2 separate regions of the Homo sapiens genome follow, and region 2 is linked to region 1. Evidence: chromatin loops called from intact Hi-C (ENCODE). Cell type or tissue: heart right ventricle. All regions are shown on one strand. Links, peaks and the distances in the headings refer to the core of each region. The heading gives the core; the rest is flanking DNA.

Region 1 (9,614 bases), core at 422-5,421:
CTCTGTGAGGCGGGTCACCTTCTCCTGCTGTTCTGACAGGGAGCCCCGCGTGTGCTCCAGCTGCTTCTGTGTGTCCTGCAGCGTTGCCAGCAGGCCCGCCTTTTCCCGCTCCATCTGCAAAGGCACAGGCAGCAGGACACCATGTCAGTTGCTATGGACCCCGAGAGCTTGGAGGACCCCCAAGATGGCCTAGTGACATCCCACCCCATGTCAGGGCAGGCTGTCAGCCCCAGGTTCCTTGGCCATGCTGTCAGTGAGGTGGACAAAGACACACAGGGTGTGGAAAGAATGGAATTCATGCTGGGCCCTCAGAACACTAACCGTCACCAGTAATGGTGGTCACCCTCAACGCAGGCTCTTTCCCCAACCATGCTACAGGGGATCTGGGCTAAGAAAGTGGAGCTCTAGGCTGGCTGGGTGTGTAGTCGGGAATATTAGCACCCTAGCCCTCTGCTTCGGAGGACAGGACTCTGTTGCCTTGGATCAACAGGGATCCATGTCCCAGGGGATGAGCCCAAGCATGACCATGGTGGGCCCCTGACACCTGGCCTGCGTGCAGGGATCACATGTGGGCCAGTGTCTCATCACTTCACCCTGACACCACGTAGTTAACAGGGGAGCAATGTGGGTGCTGCAGTGCCAGGAAACCACTTCTCTGAGACTCCTCTATGTGTGCTCCTGGAGTTCCATTTACCGTAATGATGCAGGAGATAAAATCAACGTAAGGAAAAGGGAAAGTTAACATCAGCAGAGTGTCAGGTAAGCACTGCTCGGGGAGCCCTGCAGACCTGGAGTGGGGACAGCGTGCCGAAGGCCCCACTGCCTGCTCACCTGCATCAGCTGCTGCTTCAGCTTCTGGATCTCAGAGATGTTGAGCTCACTGAGTAGGTCGGAGACGAGGCTGGGGGAGGGCGGTGCGAGGCCCTCCTTCTTGGGCGTGGAGGTCTTGTTGTCCAGTGGCAGCTTGGCCAGGCCGCCGTGCTCAAAGCCATTGACCAGGGCCTCGGCATCGTTGTTGGGCTCGGCAGCATCGTCACTGAACTTGAGGCCATCCAGCGAGACATGCAGGTGGCTGGTGTAGAAGGAGTCATTGATGCTCATGTAGTGTGACAGCTCCTTGCGCAGGCTGTTCTTCTGTTCGCGCTCCGTCTTCAGGGTCTCCAGCGCCTCCTCCAGCTGCCGCTCTGAGATCTCCTTGAGGCGGATGGCATCCTCCAGCTGGCTGTTGAGGTACTCGGTCTCCTCCTCCAGACGCTTGATCTCATGCTTGAGGCCCTCAAACTCCACCTGGGAAGAGAAGTCAACGCTCTTGCATCAATGCAATGTGGAAGCTCCTTTCAGGCCCCATAAATGAAGAAAACACACCAGCACACCAACTCCGGCCACTATGAAGCAAAAGATGAAGCGCCAGGTGAGGTGCCATCCTGGGAAGGGTGGCAGCCCGTCCAGGCCAAGACTGCTTCCTCTGCTCAGAGATGTGGATGCTAAGAAGGTTCCAGGGCATGAGATGCGAATGCAATGAAATGCTCAGCCCAGCCCACCCACCGCTGGGACCAGCAGACACAGCAAGGGGAGCACAAATGTCTGAGGTGGCCCCAAGCCAGGACTGTACGTGTGGAGATGCACCAAGAACAACACACATCCATCCATAGAAGGCTGCCAACCTTGTATTAAGTCATTCACAAATATTACCAAGTGCATGCTGATTAAAAATTCTATAAAGTTATTTAATTAACATTAACAGTTAACTAAATATCTTAAGATACATAAAAATATATTTCAATGTGTGCTATGATCATGACTTCTAATCATAGTTCAAAATGAAGGAACAGAAACTCCCCGCAAGGCAGAACATCTCAACCACTAAACCTCCACATGCACATGACACCCAGACCTGGAGGAGCTCGAAGGTAGGTGGGAAAAGCAACATCAAAGTCTTGTCTACATGAAAATTGTATCTGCAGGTGGGCAAGGAAAAAGCAGATAGAAACTGATGCCTGATGTGGAGGCTCAGAATTTGTGGGCAATTGCTAAAACTATTTCTTATTTTTCTGTAATATTTGGAGAAAAAAATAAGAAACAAACCAGTAACAGGAAGTGCTGAGCACATCTCTGTGGGTCTTGGGTCGGAAGGGACACCCATTACCACATCCAAGGTGTGCTCACAGGAGGTGGGCATGGAGCCCTCAGTCCCAGCACCACAAATGCGGAGGTGAGGAATCCCAGAGAGGGAGAGAGAGTCAGACTCCACTAAGCGCCAACCTGAGGACAGGGTCGCCTCAAGCCTCAGTTTCCCTTCTCCTAAGGCCACCATGCGCTGGGCTCTGCCAACAGCAGCACCAATGACCAAATGGTACTTACAATGTAGACAGTGGCTAAGACTGTTAATGAGCTCGAGCTGTCACAGAAGGACCAGGCTAGGAGCTCTGCATAAACACATGAGCTTCCTCCTCCGGGCATAAATACCACATTCCCTGATGGTGAGACTCAGAGGATTTTGGTGGTAGAGGATTTGAGGAAAGCAAGGAAGACATCCATGGCATTCTGGGGAAAGTTTTGGGAGAGAAAAGACTCCCATTCCCCACCATGCAGGAGTGTGGCTCTTGCAGAGAGAAGAGCAAGTTCAGGCCTTGAGTGGCAGAACAGCAGAGCACATGACAATTTAGTCACATCACAAAGAGAAGGGACCCTCCTTATTCATCTCTGTCACAGGCAGAGACCCTACTCGTCCCTGTCAGGGGTCCCTCTGAGACCCCATTAGAGACAGAGGGGTTCCTGTTCATCCCCGTCACAGACAGAGAGGACCTTCCTTGTCCCTGTCACAGGCAGAGACACAGGAATATTGCAGGCCTCATGGTCAGCACCTGATGGGGGAGTCTCAAAGTCCAATCTGGGGTTTTCTGGTGTAACCTCTTCATTACCTCTCAGATTTTTGTTTTCATTTTTGTTGGCTGGGACACCTCAGCCTGGCCAATGTCAGCAAACACTGCAGCCAGAGTTTCATCTTTTGGAGAGTCTGGGTCCCACCAAGTATACCCCTGCCTCCACAGTGGTAAAGCTGGCCCTGGGCCTCGGGTGTGTGGAATAAGACAGGAACCCCTTCCCAACAGGGAGAGGGGCTGAGCAAGAGGTCCTCAAGGCCCAGTTAACCCACGTGCCACCTCCACCCCACAGGCCCAAGACTCACCTGGTTCTGTCTGAGCACAGACACTTGCTTCTGCAGGCTGATGTTCTCCTCCTCCAGTTCCGAGTAGTCCTGCAGCAGACGAGCTTCCCGGAATTTGTACTCCTTGATGTCATCCCGCAGGCGGCCACGCTGGATCTCCACATTCTGGTTGATCTGTTGGGGGAGAGGGAAAGGCAGGTATGAGCAGCCTCCACAGGGCACGAGAGGGGCTCAGTGCAGCCAGGCACGCCATGGCCAGCCATACAGCCAGAACTCAAGAGCCCTGGCCTGCAGGTGCCAGTGTGACTGCCTGGAGAGGAGAGGGAGCCCAGAGCAGTATGCCAGAGTGCACAGCGGACTGCAGAGGTTCCAGAGTAAATTCCCTCAGCCCTTCTCACCTGGGAACCCGTGACTGCCTGCTCCGACCCTTGGTTTCTTCATCTTTAAATTAAAATGGGGTTAAAAGTAGTTCCTGCCTTCTATTATTGGGCATGTACACAGTAGTGCGCAGGTGGGCATATAAATGGTATAGTGCTCTGGCAAACAGCCTGCAGGTGCTGCAACTGTTAAACACAGAGGGTCTACCCCAGAGAAATGTACACATGCCCACACAGAAACCGGTCCACACATGTTCACAGCAGCAGCGTTCATTTTGCCAAAAGGTGGAAGCAGCCCAAGTGCCCATTGACTGATGAATGAATAAACAAAATGTGGTCTCTCCACACAATGGAATGTTGTTCAGCCACAATAAGGAATGACGTACTGACACATGCTACAACATGAATGACCCGTGAACACATTCTGCTGAGTGAAAGAAGGCCTGTCACGAGAGGCCATGCATTATATGATTCCATTTCCATGAAATATCCAGAATAGGCAAATTCATAGAGACACAAAGTAGGTTAGTGGCTGCCAGGAGCTGGGGAGGGGGATGGGGAGTGACTGAAATGGGTTTTCTTTTTGGAGCAATGAACTGTTCTAAGATTGTGGAATGGGGCACATATATGTGACTATCATAAAATACACTGAGTTGTACACCTTATGTGGGTGAACTATATGAGATGTAAATCACCTGAATAAAGCTGTTAAAAATTAGTTCAGGCTCTAAGTTGCCCATAAGGAGCCAAGAGATGTCATGGGAGAGGCTAGTGCAGGGTTGGGGCAAACAGGATGCAATCAAGACAGAATTTCCAACTTGCTGCCATGTGCCAGGGACCTGGGCCCCTCAGCCGCAGCCCTAGCAACATTCAGGGACGTTTCTTCTTTGTGGTGGGAGCCGGCCTGTACATCATATGTCTAGCAGCTCCCTGACCTCTGGCCACCAGACACGGCTGCCTCCTCCATTGTGACAACTGAAAAATCTCTCCAGACGTTGCCAATGTCCCCCAGGGGCAAAATCATCCCCTTGACAAACTCTCTATCCCCTCCCTGTACTCTGCTGACCCAGCTGCCTCCCTGTGTATCTGCAAAGGCCTGGCTCCCCAGACCATCACCACCCCTGCTCCAAAGCCCTCTTGGACTCTCGGCCAGAAGCCCTGTCCATCTTGCGGGCCCCATAGCTTCGCCCACCTCTCACACTGTTCTCTTGGCTTATGCTATGGTTTCTCCTGGTCACATGTGTGCACTCATCTGAATGGAACATACTTTATAGACAAGATTCCAAGATCCCATGCAAGTACACACAAAACGATCATACTGGCAAAATGAAATAGGACATCCCTCCCAAAACAAAGGAAAAAAGGAATGCAACAGAGAGGGGAGGAGAGTCAACAATATACAGCAAGTACTACTGACAAATGCTTACTATTTACAATGAAGATTACATTTAAAACCTACAGCAAATGGACGCAGACATGGCCCTCTCATTATAAGTGACCCAAGGAAGTGACAGAAAGCTGACACCAAAAGAAACAGAGATACCACACAGGGAGGAAGAGAAGGCCTGGCAAAGCCTTGTACCAGAGGAGAAAGTGAGCGAGGTGCATGCTGGGACGAAGCGGGAGAAAGCAGCACCAGCACAGCCATCACCAGGGCCGGGCCCCACAGTGGCTACACGGGGGGTGGATAGGGAGTGGGCAGGCTCTCCAGCCTCTCTCCTGCTAGTGAGAGTGCAGCACCCCCCAGGAGTGTGCTTAGGGGAGCTGCACAAGCCAAGTCACACCCAGGCTCTCCACACCCCAGCTGGAGACTTGGGTACCTCTCTGCCAGAAAGGTTTGCCCAGTTCCTGCTTTTTCCTTGCTAACTGGCAAGCAAGTGGTCTGCAGCAGGTGTGCAAACATGTGCCACTTGATTCAACGCGGCCACCCAGCCGGCTCCTCAGGCGGAGTGGAAGCTGAGGGGAAGGTCTGAGTCCCACCAACTCTCCCAGGCCTGCCAGTCAAGATCAACAAACCTAGAAGGTGCTCCAGGCAGTGGGAAGTGAGAGCCCAGAAGCTTCCATGTGCCTGGGCAGGGAGATAGTGACATGCCCAACTAAAGACTGAAGCAGAGAGCCTGGCCAGATGCCTCATACCATTAGGGTCCCCCAGAGGCACACACGAGACTGCTGTTCCCTTGGCAGTGCTCATGTGAGTCCTCAGGGTCCTTCATCACCTGGCCCAGGCAAGGTGTACTAGGAGTTCTGTCCTTGCACCACTGCCAAACCCAGAACACAGAGGCACACCCAGGTCAAATGCTGGCCTGGCCATACCATGTCATGGGTGATGATGGCACCATCTCTGCTGATGCTGTAGTAGGACGCAAACACTGTGCTTCCATGCCCACACTACTGGGCGTAGGCAGCCAGGCTCATGTGGCCTGCCACCTAGCACCTCCATCCAGCACACGGCCAATTGCCAAGGGCTCAAACAGGCTGACTGGTCGCCATGGGGTTTAGTTTTCCCTCAAGTAAGCACCTTCTCCCAGTGAGCCTGTCTGATGTCAGCCCAAAGAAGTACAGGGGACAAGCTCTGCTGCGTGTGACTGGGCAGCCCAAATGAAGGAGGTGGGAGCACAGGCCTGTAGCTGACCACCAGGGTCCCATCTCAACTCCCCTTTGTGGGATCCCCACACCTCAGACTGCTCATCAGCAAGCAGGGTGTGACAATTGCCTGTTTCAAGGAGCCACTGTGCAGGGGGTCGGCTGCCCTCTCTCCTGTCCCCACCAGACAACCTCAACACCAGGAAACTCTCATCTCTGCCTTGATGGCCTAGGCCAGCCCCTTCACCCTACTCCTTCTTGGGGCAAATATGAAGAAAGATCTTGGTGTGTGTATGAGACCCAGCTCTGACCCCAGGCCTCCTGTGGCTCTCTGGGCCTCTGATTCCCCATCTGGGAAATGGAGCCACATCCCCACCAAGGCCCAATCCAGGCCAGTCCTCAGAAGCTTACCCACCTCCCAGGGGCCCAGGCAGGAAAGATGCTCTCACTAGCAGGAGAGAAGCTGGAGGGGCTGCCCACATGTAGGGCCCACACATACACAGCGGTTAGAGTCAGGATCTGAGAAGCACCTCACCCCCTACCAGCCAGGACACCTTAGGCACATGATGGAACCTTGCAAACCTCTGTTTCTTCACATCTGACGAGATACCAGTAGGGTCACCAGAAGGACCAGGTCTGAGGCAATCAGAACTGTCCAACACATGCCAAATATGTTTGTTACTGTAAAGCTTCACAGGTCCTCATGGTGTGTTGGGGTGTGGAGGGGGACAGACAACCAGTTGACCCAAGGGAGGAAAAAAGGGGAGGGGCTGTTGTGGGTAGCAGGGTGGTGGGTCAAAGGATACAATGAAGGCTGTTTTATCGTCAAATGTACCCTTTCTGACCCATGGGGTGTGAGCCTTGGGCAGTGACTGGGGAAAGCCACGCTGGGGGTGGGCACAGAGAAGCTTGGCACAGTGGCTCAGACCAGCAGAACAGCAGGCAGCAGAAGACAAGAGCTATGCATGACTGGGACTGGTGGTGGTGAGACAAGGTCAGTCCTAGAGATGCTCCACCCGAACCAGGTACCCAAGGCGAAGACCTGGGATGGTTCCCACAGCTCTGCAGCAACCCAGGGCAGGGACACAGTCATGGGGGACACAGCAGACCCAGGGACCAAGGTGGGGACCCTCAGGAGAGACAGGGAAGGCTGAGGGGTGTGCAGGGAGTCTCAGGATTTCCTCCTGAAGCACAAACAGGAACCACAGAAATCCTCTCTTCCCCACAAGACCTGCAGCATCTTTAACTTGCTGTGCTCATTTCCAGTCTTACCTGAAGCCAGCAGGGTCACCCAGCCCTCTTTGGCCTCTGCCACCAGAGATAGGCCTCTTGGAAGAGAGAAGGGGCAGAATGTGCTGGGCTGGGGAGACAGCACCTGCACACGCTTTTCAGGAATAGACGGGCCAGACAGATGGCAGCTGGGGCAGCCAAGGATACATCTCTCCATACACACAGCCCCTCCTCCCACCGACCAGAGGGCTCCTTGTGAGAGGAAATGAGATCATGTACTGCCGCTTCAGGATCTGAGACTCCCCACCCTGAGTCTAAGCCAAGCTCCTCCCTGGGCCCCTAGGGCCTCAGCGATCTCTGACCCCTCACTCCGCTGCTGACCCCGAGGGCAGCATCCTTCAGTACTGGAATGCTAAGCCAACAGCAGCAGCCCTAATCACTGCATACCCTCAGGGCCTATGCCCTGCTGACCTCCCGTAAGATTATCTGCTGCAGAGGGTGGTGCTCCTGTGTCAGGAACAAGGGTCCATAAGTGCTCCCACAATGTGGGGTGAAAGACCTGTGGGGCATCCTCTACAACGGGCTTCAGAGACTGCCGGTTTACAGATGGGGAAACTGAGGCCAGGACTAAAGATAAGGCCTTGCCCAGGCCCCAAGGCTCAGTGAAAGGCAAAGCCAGTATCAGCCCATTCTCAACCGACCCATGCTCCACTCCTCCAGCCATTCCCAATGAGAACCTGGGGCTGACCCTCAAAGGCCACGGCCAGGAGGACTGCAGCTCACGTGCCAACTTCCAGCTCCACTTGCAGTCCCCAGGGACCATCCCACCTCCATCTTGGTGATGGGGCCTCATCCTTCCTCAGAAGGCACTGGCCCCTCTTGCCCCCAAGACAGTCGTCTCAGCCTCACTTTTGTCCCCACAGCCCACTCCCCGTGTAGCCACCAAACCCAAGCTGGACCCTGCCTCCTTCAGGGCCCCACCCAGGCCTGCAGGACTCTCCTGACACTCCTCCTGCCCTTGGCTCAGCACCACAGTGAACATGCCCCTGCCCCAGGGACAGGCACGGGGTACTGCTCTCCCCTGATATCTGCCACATGCCTTCTAGGAGAATGAGGCTTTGCTCACACTGTTTCCTCAGGTTCCACAGACACCGAGGCCCTGGCAGGGCTCAATTAAAATATGTGCCAGTCAGTGAGAAAAGACACTCAGGTGCTCACTCAACCTTCCCTGAGCCTCCTGTTCAAGCCAGCGAGACTCTCCTCCCACCTGCCCCAGTGGATGGAGACTCCTGGCTCTCCTCCTCCTGCTGGGCTCAAACTACACAGGTTCCAGGCACCACAGCAACCTTCCCAAATCCTGCTTTGGCCACATCGTTCCCCTGGGCTCCCCAGTCCTCCACAACTCCAGGGCCTTAGTGTCAGGGCCATGAGCAGCTGGTCCTGTGGCCTTTGCCCCTATCAGGGCCCAAGAGCCAAGCTGGTTCCTCTGACTTCATGTTCACAAGTCATGCACGGACTTGGACGGATTCATGGACGGACACCACAGTCCCATTTCCAGATGTAGAGCCTGTGCCATGTACCAATGGCTGTCCATGGGTACCCAGGACTCCAACAGGCTCTGGTGCCAGGGACCACCCACCCAGACCCTCCCTGCGGGCACTCTGCTGTGAACAAGGCAGGGGTGTGGCAGCTGGGGCTACTGGCGGTGGTCTCCACCCCTAATTCTCAGACACGCACACCCTACCTCGAGTCTCCATGGAATATTTGGGGTTTGTGTTCTTATTACAGCTGGGCACAGTGCAGGCCCTGAGTGACACAAAACATTCCCAGGGCAGGGGGGAGTCCAATGACGAGGAGTGCCCCATGGGCATCAGCCCTTAGCCTCCACAAGGGGCTAACTGCACCCCTCCCTGACTGACCACTCCTCTGCTCTGGACTTGCTCATGGGACTCGCTTCATGAGTGAGACAGAAGCAAGCCAGAGGCAGTGGAACTTGTGGGTCCATCTCTCTCCCTTCTGCCACGTGGAGGACAGTGGCAGTGGAGTGCAGTGGAGGATGAGACCAGGAAAGCAAGACAGACCAGCCAGCTGCAGCGTCCCCAGAGGCCAGCCCAGCCCAGCCACCCACCAGGCACACCTGCTATGTGACACTGGTGGCACTGCTGCAGCCACAGACTAGGCCCCTCCTCACCCCCTCACCTCCTTCAGCTCCTGGGCCACAGAGGCCAGGCGCTCATTCTCCGACTGCGTGTTGGTGA
Region 2 (9,614 bases), core at 1,762-6,761, 48 kb after region 1:
CCTAATGGCCAGTATCAGTGCAGATGAGTTCACCCTTCCCTCGTATTTTCTTTAGCCAGTCCACAGGCCCCAAGGGAAATCCTAAAGGATGATTTCCATGGACCCTAGCACAGCCATAGTCCCTTCCTTCCCACCGTCTCTCACTGCCCCTCTCCATCTGCTTGTCCGCCTCTCTTAGGCATCCCTAACCTCTCCGGAACCTAAGAATAATAAATTCCTTCTGTTTTGTACCTTTTAATTTTACTTTCTCATTGTATCTCACCTGAACCCCACACCCATTCGGTTCTCCTAGAGAGTGGCTATCTTGGCTTATGGTCACTCTCCCTCAAGACCAAATTAGAAAGAAGCCATGACAGCAGAAATCACAGCACACAGGGTACTGACACTATCTAATGCACAGTCCACACTCTAATTGCACGAGGGCCCAACACCATACTGGAGAGTTTCAGTATTGTTTTTGTGGTCCAGGATCCAGTTGCATTCAGTCGTCAGGTTTCCTGAGTCTCCTTTGATTGACCTTTCTGAGGAGTGCAGTGCACACTGGTATATGCTCATGGGGTGATGAGGTGATGCGTTTCTGGCAGGACTGTCACTGAGGTGTTGCTGAGTTTTCAGAGCACCAGCCGGGAGGTATGTGATGTCGATTTGCATTTCTCTGATTGATGCTGGGTTTTTCTTTGGTAATTAGTGTCATGAGTGAAGACTTTGCAACCATAGATATAGCCTATGACTCCTCAAACCTTGACCCACTGGTTTTGGCATTCATGACTACTTCTTGCCTGAAATAATTATTACCATACTGTCTGCTTTTTTTTTTTTTTTTTTTTTTTTTTTTTTGAGACAGAGTCTCGCTCTGTCCCCAGGCTGGAGGGCAGAGATGCAATTTCGGCTCACTGCAACCTCTGCTTCCCGGGTTCAAGTGATTCTGCCTCAGCCTCCCGAGTAGCTGGGACTACAGGCGCATGCCACCATGCCCAGCTAATTTTTTTTTTTTTTTTTTTTTTTTTAGTAGAGAGTGGGTTTCACCATGTTGGCCAGGATGGTCTCGATCTCTTGACCTCGTGATCTGCCTGCCTCGGCCTCCCAAAGTGTTAAGATTACAGGCGTGAGCGACCGCGACCAGCCATACTGGCTGCTTTTCTATTTCCATTAGTCCTTCTCCATTTATGAGTTGCCTTTGTACTGTGAGGCACCTATACCTTCTCATCTATTCCCTTCTCTCTCATTCATTAGCAGTATGGATCCATGGATTCTTATTTTACTCCGTGGGTTACAATCCATTACTTTCCTTACTTGCTTTGATGCTCAAATGGTAGCAGATTTGGCCCGTGGGAGCTCCTCCAAGCTGGCTCCATGTCTTCAAAACATCGTAATTTGTTATTATTGTTATTACTTCCTTGATGTCTGATGCAAATTGTTCCAAGATCATCTTGTGCTCTCCATGTCCCAGACCTGAAATCAGTCATTTCCCCAAGGAGCCCTGATTCTTTTTAGTGTTTTGTTTGTCTGAGGAGAATGTGTCATAGATTGGCTTGTGAAATTAACTAATTTTAAGGAGTTCAGTTGTAGTAGGAATAGGAAGACCAACCTTCCTGGCTTACCTGGGACTGTCTTGGGCTGGGCAAATTGTTAACTGTAAGTGGGAGAGCTCCCAGTGTAAAGAAGGAACAAGACTTGTTTGAGTGTGTACTTAGCAAGGGAGGGACTGATGCCCCACAGTGACTTGCCCAAGGTCACACAGCCTCAGGGCAACACCTGCACCTGATCCAGGCTGATCTGACTCGAACCTCCCCACCCCCCGCCATACCTTGCTGTGGGGCAGGTCTGAGGAGGGAGGGAGAAAGACCATGGGAGTCCCACGCAGGGACTGACCATGGCGCTTTGAACTTGGAAACAGGTGGTGGTGGAAGGGAGGCCAGGGAAGGTTTCAGGAACATTCTGTTACAGGTAGGGACTCTCCTAGGTGCTGGGGGCAGAGGGTCTGTCACTACCCTTGTGGTCTTCCTTCTGGCAGGAGGGACAGCTCTGGGTGCGAGTGGCAATGTGTGATGGGGTGGGGTGGATCGGGAAAGGCTTCCCTGAGAAGACACCTGAGGGAGACCCAGAGGATGCACAGGAACTGGCCAGCCCAAGGCTGCAGGAATAGGGGGCTTGCAAAGATAAGAGAAGCAGGGTGATCCTGGCAGCAGATAATGAGCCACCTCTTACTGAGCTCTGCATGTGTTCCCAACATTGCCAGGTACGTGACATACATCTTCTCATTCAATCTTCACAATACCCTGAGGGGTAGAAATGATGCCACCTTCTTCTCCTCAAGTCTCTCTGTCTCTGGCCAGACTCTTCTCCAAAGTTACACCATCAAGCTGTCACTCTGAAGTCAAGCCGCTTCTCTCCAACATCCAGCCATAGTCCCCGACATCCAGCTGCTTCTCCTGTCTGCTGGCTGAGCCTGGGGTCCTTATAGGCAAAGGATGGGGCAGGGCGGGGCCATGGGTAGTTTAGGAAACAGCGACATTTGAGTGGGAAACAGGGATATAAGTTCTTATTTTGGGCTGCGGTTTCAGGCCTTTCAGCTTGACGGTGAGGCTTCACCAGGGACCCGCCCTTTTCTACCTGGAATTTCTCTGCCCCAGTCCCTATCACCTGGACCATTACCGTCACCCTCTCACTGCCTCCTTGCCTCCTCCTTCCCCTAGGCTTCTCTCACAGCAGGGCAGCCAAGAGTTTCCTTAGACCCAAGTCAGGTCCCATTCCCACTCTGCTCAAAACCCAACCAAAGTCAAAGCCCCATCATCACAGCTACCTCCAAGGCCCTGCACGCTCAAGTGTGGCCCTTCCTCAACCTCTTCCTTCCCCTCTCCTCTTGTGTAGCTCTTGTAAACCAAAAAGTATCTGAGACAAATCTTAATCAACTCAGAAAGTTTATTTTGCCAAGGTTAAGGATGCATCCATGACACAGCCTTAGGAGATCCTAATGACATGTGCCCAAGGTGGTCAAGGTACAGCTTGCTTTTATACATTTTTGGGAGACATAATGTCAGAGACATTTGAACCAGAGCAACTCCATCTCAAATAGGGGCTGAGTAAAATAAGGCTGAGACCTACTGGGCAGCATTCCCAGGAAGTTAGGCATTCTAACTCACAGGATGAGATAGGAGGTTGGCACAAGATAAAGGTCACAAAGACCGTGCTGATAAAACAGGTTGCAGTAAAGAAGCCAGACAAGGCTGGGCACGGTGGCTCACGCCTTTAATCCGAGCACTTTGGGAGGCTGAGGCGGGCAGATGACCTGAGGTCAGGAATGCGAGACCAACCTGGCCACCATGGTGAAACCCCGTCTCTACTAAAAAAATACAAAAATTAGCCGGGAGTGGTGGCGGGTGCCTGTAATCCCAGCTACTCGGGAGGCTGAGGCAGGAGAATTGCTTGAACCCGAGAGGCAGAGTTTGCAGTGAGCCAAGATCACGCCACCACACTCCAGCCTGGGTGACAGAACGAGACTCTGCCTCAAAAAAAAAAAAGAAGGCAGACAAAACCCACCAAAACCAAGATGGCAATAAAAGTGACCTCTAGTCATTCTCACTGCTCATAATGTGCTAGTTATAATGCATTAGCATGCTAAGACACTCACACCAGCGCCGTGACAGTTTACAAATGCCATGCCAATGTCAGGAAGTTACCCTATATGGTCTAACAAGGGGATGAACCCTCAGTTCTGCAAAGTGCCTACCACTTCCCCAGAAAACTCATGAATAATCCACCCTTCTTTAGCATATCATCAAGAAATGACTATAAGTATCCTTAGTCAAGCAGCCCATGATGCTGCTCTGCCTATGGAGTAGCCACTCTTTATTCCTTTACTTTCCTAATAAACTTGCTTTCACTTTACTCTATGGAGTCACCCAGAATTCTTTTTTGCACGAAGTCCAGGAACCCTCTTTTGGGGTCTGGATCAGAACCCCTTTCCAGTAACAGTGATACATCAATCAATACATGTAAGATTTACATTGGTTCCATCTAGAAGGGCGGGACAACTTGAAGTGTACAAGGGGTGGGGGGTCTTCCAGGTCTTAGGTAGATTTAAACATATTCTGACTGCAATTGGTTGAAAAAGTTATTTATTATCAGTAGAAAGGAATGTCTGGTTTATCATCAGGGGTTGTAAAGGCTGAGGTTTTATCATGCATATGAAACCTTTAAATAGCAGGCTTTAGATATACTAGACTGTAAATGTTTCTTATCAGACTTAAAGTTTGTGTTGATGTAAAATAAACCCTGGGCATGTCCAACCCCCACTTCATGTCATGGCCTGAACAGGTTAGTCTTTCAAGTTAAATTTTAGAATGCCCTGGCTGAGGAGGAGGTTCATTCAGATGGTTGGGCGTGCCTTCAAATTTTATTTTTGGTTACACCCTCACGGCTGTAGGCTGCAGACTCCCTTCCCTGGTTCTATTTCCCTCCCTCTGTTGCATACTGTATGTTGTGCATATTCACCTTTGTGCACTTATGTCCCCCTAGAATGTTAGCTCTAGGAGGGCAGGAGCTTTGATGAGGCCTAGTGAGTCTTGGGACCCATATCAGGGACACCAACCAAGGTCCCTTAGGGGTCAGGGCTCAGCGGATACAGACCAGGCTGGGCTCACCATGCACCACTTCCTGGACACAAGCGCCCTCCACCAGGAAGGCAGGATACATAAGATAAGGGAGGCGGCCTCAGCAGAGGTGGGAGGGAGAGGGGCTTGAGGGGTGTCAGGGAACAGCTGGGTGGCTCCCTCTAGGAGAACTGGACCGCTTAGCTGGGGCCTGGCAACAAAACAGGAAGTGATGTTCTCCCAACCAAGCTGCTCTGCCTTTGCACATAAACAAAGACTCCCCAGGGGCCCAGGCAAAGGCTGGCAGTGTCCTCACACACAGACATGCCCAGGCTCAAACCTAACCTGGTGTGTAGTCACTCTGGCAGCTCAGCCTCCCCTCCTTCCTCACTGTTCCCTGGAGAGCTCTGCCTACCCACGTAAGCACCTTCCCCTGTCTCCTCTCTGCCCCTCACTGGCTGAGGAGTAAAGCCATCTCCCCAACAGGTGATGGCCTGCCAGGTGTATGTGGCTTGGGCCACCCGCATGGTGAGTCACATGGCAGCCCCCACACTTTCATGCTGTATGACGTCAAAGGATCTTTGGCCCAGGTTGGGCATGGTGGCTCACGCCTGTAATCCCAGCATTTTGAGACACCAAGGCAGGTGAATCACCTGAGGTCAGGGGTTCAAGGCCAGCCTGGCCAACATGGTGAAGCCCTGTCTCTACTAAAATACAAAAATGAGCTGGGCGTGGTGGCGGGCACCTGTAGTCCCAGCTACTCTGGGACTATTCCCAGCTAGGCTGAGGCAGGAGAATCACTTGAACCTGGAAGGCAGAGATTGCAGTGAGCTGAGATCTCGCCAGCACTCCAGCCTGGGCGACAGAGGAAGACTCTGTCTCAAAGAAAAAAAAAAAGATCTTTGGCCCAGATATCACGCATTTGATAAACTCCTCTGTGCTAGGAATTTAGACAGTAATGATGATGTGGCAGGCCAGGTCTCACTAACAGTTGAACAGGTAGGCCTCCATAACAACTGCTTCAGCACTGACTGAATGGTTAGATAGTAAAGGCTGAAAGAGCCAGTGCGCATACACAATGGCTAGAATGTAACAGACGCCCTCCAAGAGTCTTGCCCGGGCCTCTCCTGGGCCTTGAAACATGTCAAGACAATGAAGGAATTCTTACATTCCTCATACCAGGACCTGTTTAGGATTAAGCAAGTTTTATTAGGGGTCTAAAGAAATTCCCCAGACCTCCATACCTTAGCTGGAGACAAGATAAGGGTAATGACTATCTCAGCCTCCAGAGTAGCTGGGACTACAGGCACACGCCACCACGTCTAGCTAATTTTTGTATTTTTAGTAGAGACGGGGTTTCACCATATTGGTCAGGCTGATCTCGAACTCCTGACCTCAGGTGATCCACCCACCTCAGCCTCCCAAAGTGCTGGGATTATAGGCCTAAGCCACTGTGCCCGGTTGACCCACACCTTAGTTATAGATTACATGGAATCCATCACTTGGGTCTTTAGATGAGTGCACACTAGCAAGTAGACATATAGCTTAGAAGGTGTGTAAGCACTGGAAAAGCTTTGTAACTTTGAGTTGGTCTGGTGAATTGCCCCTGCCCTTCTCCCTGTAACTGTTTACAGAAATAAACTCTTCTTTCCCAGGTCATCTGCATCTCATTACTGGACCAGGAGAACAAGCAGCCCCACCCTCGGTTCAGTCCAGGAACAATGATAGTGGTGAAGACCCCAAAATATGTGCTGAGCATTTACCCTGCTCCAAGCCCTATGTCTAGCACATTGCAAATATTCACTATCTTTCTTAAGCCTCACAAACAGGTTACAAAGCAGGTACCACTGTTTTCATTTTATAGACCAGGAAACTGGAGCACAATAAGGTGGATGACTTGTCCAAGATATCATAGGGTATAACTGGAGAAGCCCAGGATCTGAACCCTGGTCCATGTGACTCCAGATCCCAGCTCCCTGCCCACCAGCCTTCCCTGGGTGCAGCAGGACACAGCCCAGCCCTCGGAGGTTCATGTTGCAGATAGAACAGACTTCAGTGGCTGACTCTGCTGCACTCGGGAGGCTGGGAGAGGCAACACTCCATCTGCAGGACTCAGAAGATGGCACAGAATGGGTGACAGTGGGTTGCATCTCGAGAGAGCAGGTTTTTGCCAGTCGTGGAAAATATGCTCCAGAGAGAAGGCCCCAGAGACACAAAGATGTGGAATCATGGATGAGTGTGGCCCGGGGGTAAATTCAGGGAAGAGGAGCAAGACGGAGTGTGTGTGTGAGTGTGTGTGTCTGCACACACACACACATGCACACTTGCATGGAGAGGTGAGAAAGAGCTGCTGGTGTCTCACAGCCCTGCAGCTCCATGCTGTGTGGGGCTGCAGTTGGCTCAGCGCAGACAGGTTCAGGAGAAGCGATTGTTACATCTTAGCATAGTGTTTTCAAGGCTCAGCCATGTTGTATCAGAAATTCATTCCATTTGTGGCTGAATATTGTTCCATTTGTATGAATGTAGCACATTTTCTTAATCCATTTGTCTGTTAGTATAGGCTGGTTGTTTCTACCCCTTCGACTATTTTTTTTTTTTTTTTTTTGAGACAGAGTCACTCTGTCACCCAGGCTGGAGTGCAGTGGCCCAATCTCGGCTCACTGCAAGCTCTGCCTCCCGGGTTCACACCATTCTCCTGCCTCAGCCTCCTGAGTAACTGGGACTACAGGCACCTGCCACCACACCCAGCTAATTTTTTGTATTTTTAGTGGAGACAGGATTTCACAATGTCAGCCAGGATGGTCTCAATCTCCTGACCTCATGATCCCCCCGCCTCGGCCTCCCAAAGTGCTGGGATTACAGGTGTGAGCCACCGCAACTGGCCCCCTTTGACTATTTTGAATGCTATTGTGAAAATGGCTATACAAGTATCTGCTTGAGGCTCTGCTTTCAATTCTTTTGAGGATGTACCTAGAAGTGGAATTGCTGGGTCATGTAGTAATTTTGTTTGGCTTTTTGCAGAATCGCCATGTTTTTTATAGCAGCCGCACCATTTTACATTGCCACCAGCAAGGCACAAGGGTTCCAATTTCTCCAAATTCTCATCAGTACTTGTTACTTCCATTTTTAAAATAACTGTCCCAAGCCAGGCACGGTGGCTTATGCTTGTAATCCCAGCACTTTGGGAGGCCGAGGCGGGTGGATCACGAGGTCAGGAGATCGAGACCATCCTGGCTACCATGGTGAAACCCTGTCTCTACTAAAAATACAAAAAATTAGCCAGGTGTGGTGGTGCATGCCTGTAGTCCCAGCTACTTGGGAGGCTGAGGCAGGAGAATGACGTGAACCTGGGAGGTGGAGCTTGCAGTAAGCGGAGATAGTGCCACTGCACTCCAGCCTGGGCGATAGAGCGAGACTCCGTCTCAAAAAAACAAACAAACAAACAAACAAAAAAACCGTCCCAGTGGGTGAGAAGTGGTATCTCATTATGGTTTTGATTTGTATGGTTTGGAATCATTACATTTCCCTAATGATCAACTGATATTGAGTATCTTTTCAGGTGCTTATTTGCCGTTTGTGTTTCTTCTTTGAAGAAAATGTGTGGGAAACTGGATGAAGGGTACTTTTCACAACCTCTGTCTTTACTGGGGTTTTCTGTTTGTTGATTCATTGCCATAATCCATTCTTTTGCTTATTTAAATAGGGATTTCTTTAACTTTTTGAACTTATTTGTAATAGCTGCTTTGCTTTGAAGCCTCTGTCTGCTAAATCCAATATCTGAGGACAATCAGACACAATTTCTATTGAATTCTCTTTTTCCTGAGGATAGGTCTTTGTGTGTCTTATAATGTTTTATTGAATACTTGACATTTGAGATAATGTATTGAAGCAACTCTGGATTCCAATTCCCCCTCTTGTGCACTATTGTTTTTGTTTTGTTTGTTTGTGAACTCTGTCTCCTCAGCAATATGTGGCTGCTTTCTTCTTATTTTATGTTTAAGCCCTGCTTCCTAGGTTTTGCCACTGTGACTTCATACATTAGCATTCAGCTAATGTAAGCATTAGTCAGACTATGCTTACAGCCAATTAGGCTCCCACACTGTGCTGATGGATCTGCAATTTGGCAGCGGAGCACCTTCTAACCACAGGCCACATTCAAGTCTACTCTAGCTGTTAGATTCCACTAGGATCTCTTGCATCTTCTCTGCATAAATAGTCATATTCAGTTGGCCAGAGATGCATGAGTGGCTTCAGCTCAATCCAATCTTTGTTACAGATGTGCTCATCCTCTGCTCAATGTGGCATATGTGAGAGTTTATCAAGCCCCCTATTGCTGTCTCACCACCTGGGCCTCCTTAGCAAAAGCTTATCTATCATTTTGTTCCATTTCTTGTTCCAAAAAGATCTGAGTTTAGGCCAGGTACAGCGGCTCATGCCTGTAATCCCAGCACTTTGGGATGCTGAGGTGGGCAGGTTACTTAAAGTCAAGAGATCGAGACCAGCCTGGCCAATATGGCAAAACCCTGTCTCTACTAAAAATACAAAAATTAACTGGGTGTGATGGTGCATGCCTGTAATCCCAGCTACTGGAGAGGCTGAGACAGAATTGCTTGAACCTGGGAGGTGGAGGTTGCAGTGAGTAGAGATGGCACCACTGCACTCCAGCCTGGGCAGCAAAGTGAGACTGCGTCTCAAGCAAACAAACAAACAAAACAGAAAAGGTCACACTTCAGGTTAGCAGAGCTGCTGGACATCCCTGATCACTTGTCAGTGAGATCCAACTTAGCTGACAGTATTTAAATCAAGTTGGCCGGGTGCGGTGGCTCACGCCTGTAATCCCAGCACTTTGGGAGGCCAAGGCGGGTGGATCACGAGGTCAGGAGATCGAGACCATCCTGGCTAACATGATGAAACCTGGGCGTGGTGGCGAGCGCCTGTAGTCCCAGCTACTTGGGAGGCTGAGGCAGGAGCATGGCTGGTGAACCCAGGAGGCAGAGCTTGCAGTGAGCCAGTGAGCCAAGA

The links. A loop is a pair of places that touch in the nucleus more often than their neighbours do. Peaks named below come from ENCODE experiments on the same cell type or tissue, not always from the same donor. Only the 100,000 strongest peaks of a DNase experiment are listed, where the experiment ranks them.
Region 2: a loop joins it to region 1, with 3 times the contacts of the local background. A loop is called at or near these places in 58 of 110 quality-filtered maps.

The regions. Positions count from the first base shown.
Region 1 is chr9:92,719,469-92,729,082 of GRCh38, forward strand. It overlaps BICD2 (BICD cargo adaptor 2), which reads right to left. Exons shown (of 7, transcript NM_001003800.2): 2 at 9,556-9,614; 3 at 3,188-3,340; 4 at 832-1,287; 5 at 1-114. Among named protein-coding and RNA genes, the nearest start is that of BICD2, 41 kb to the right of the region's middle. RefSeq lists enhancers at 4,759-5,615, 5,616-6,471, 9,121-9,614. In heart right ventricle, for the core only: no CTCF peak of the experiment used is centred there; no DNase peak of the experiment used is centred there.
Region 2 is chr9:92,765,800-92,775,413 of GRCh38, forward strand. No RefSeq gene overlaps it. Among named protein-coding and RNA genes, the nearest start is that of BICD2, 5.8 kb to the left of the region's middle. RefSeq lists a silencer at 577-626. In heart right ventricle, for the core only: no CTCF peak of the experiment used is centred there; a DNase peak (open chromatin) is centred at 4,822; H3K27ac peaks cover 1,985 bases.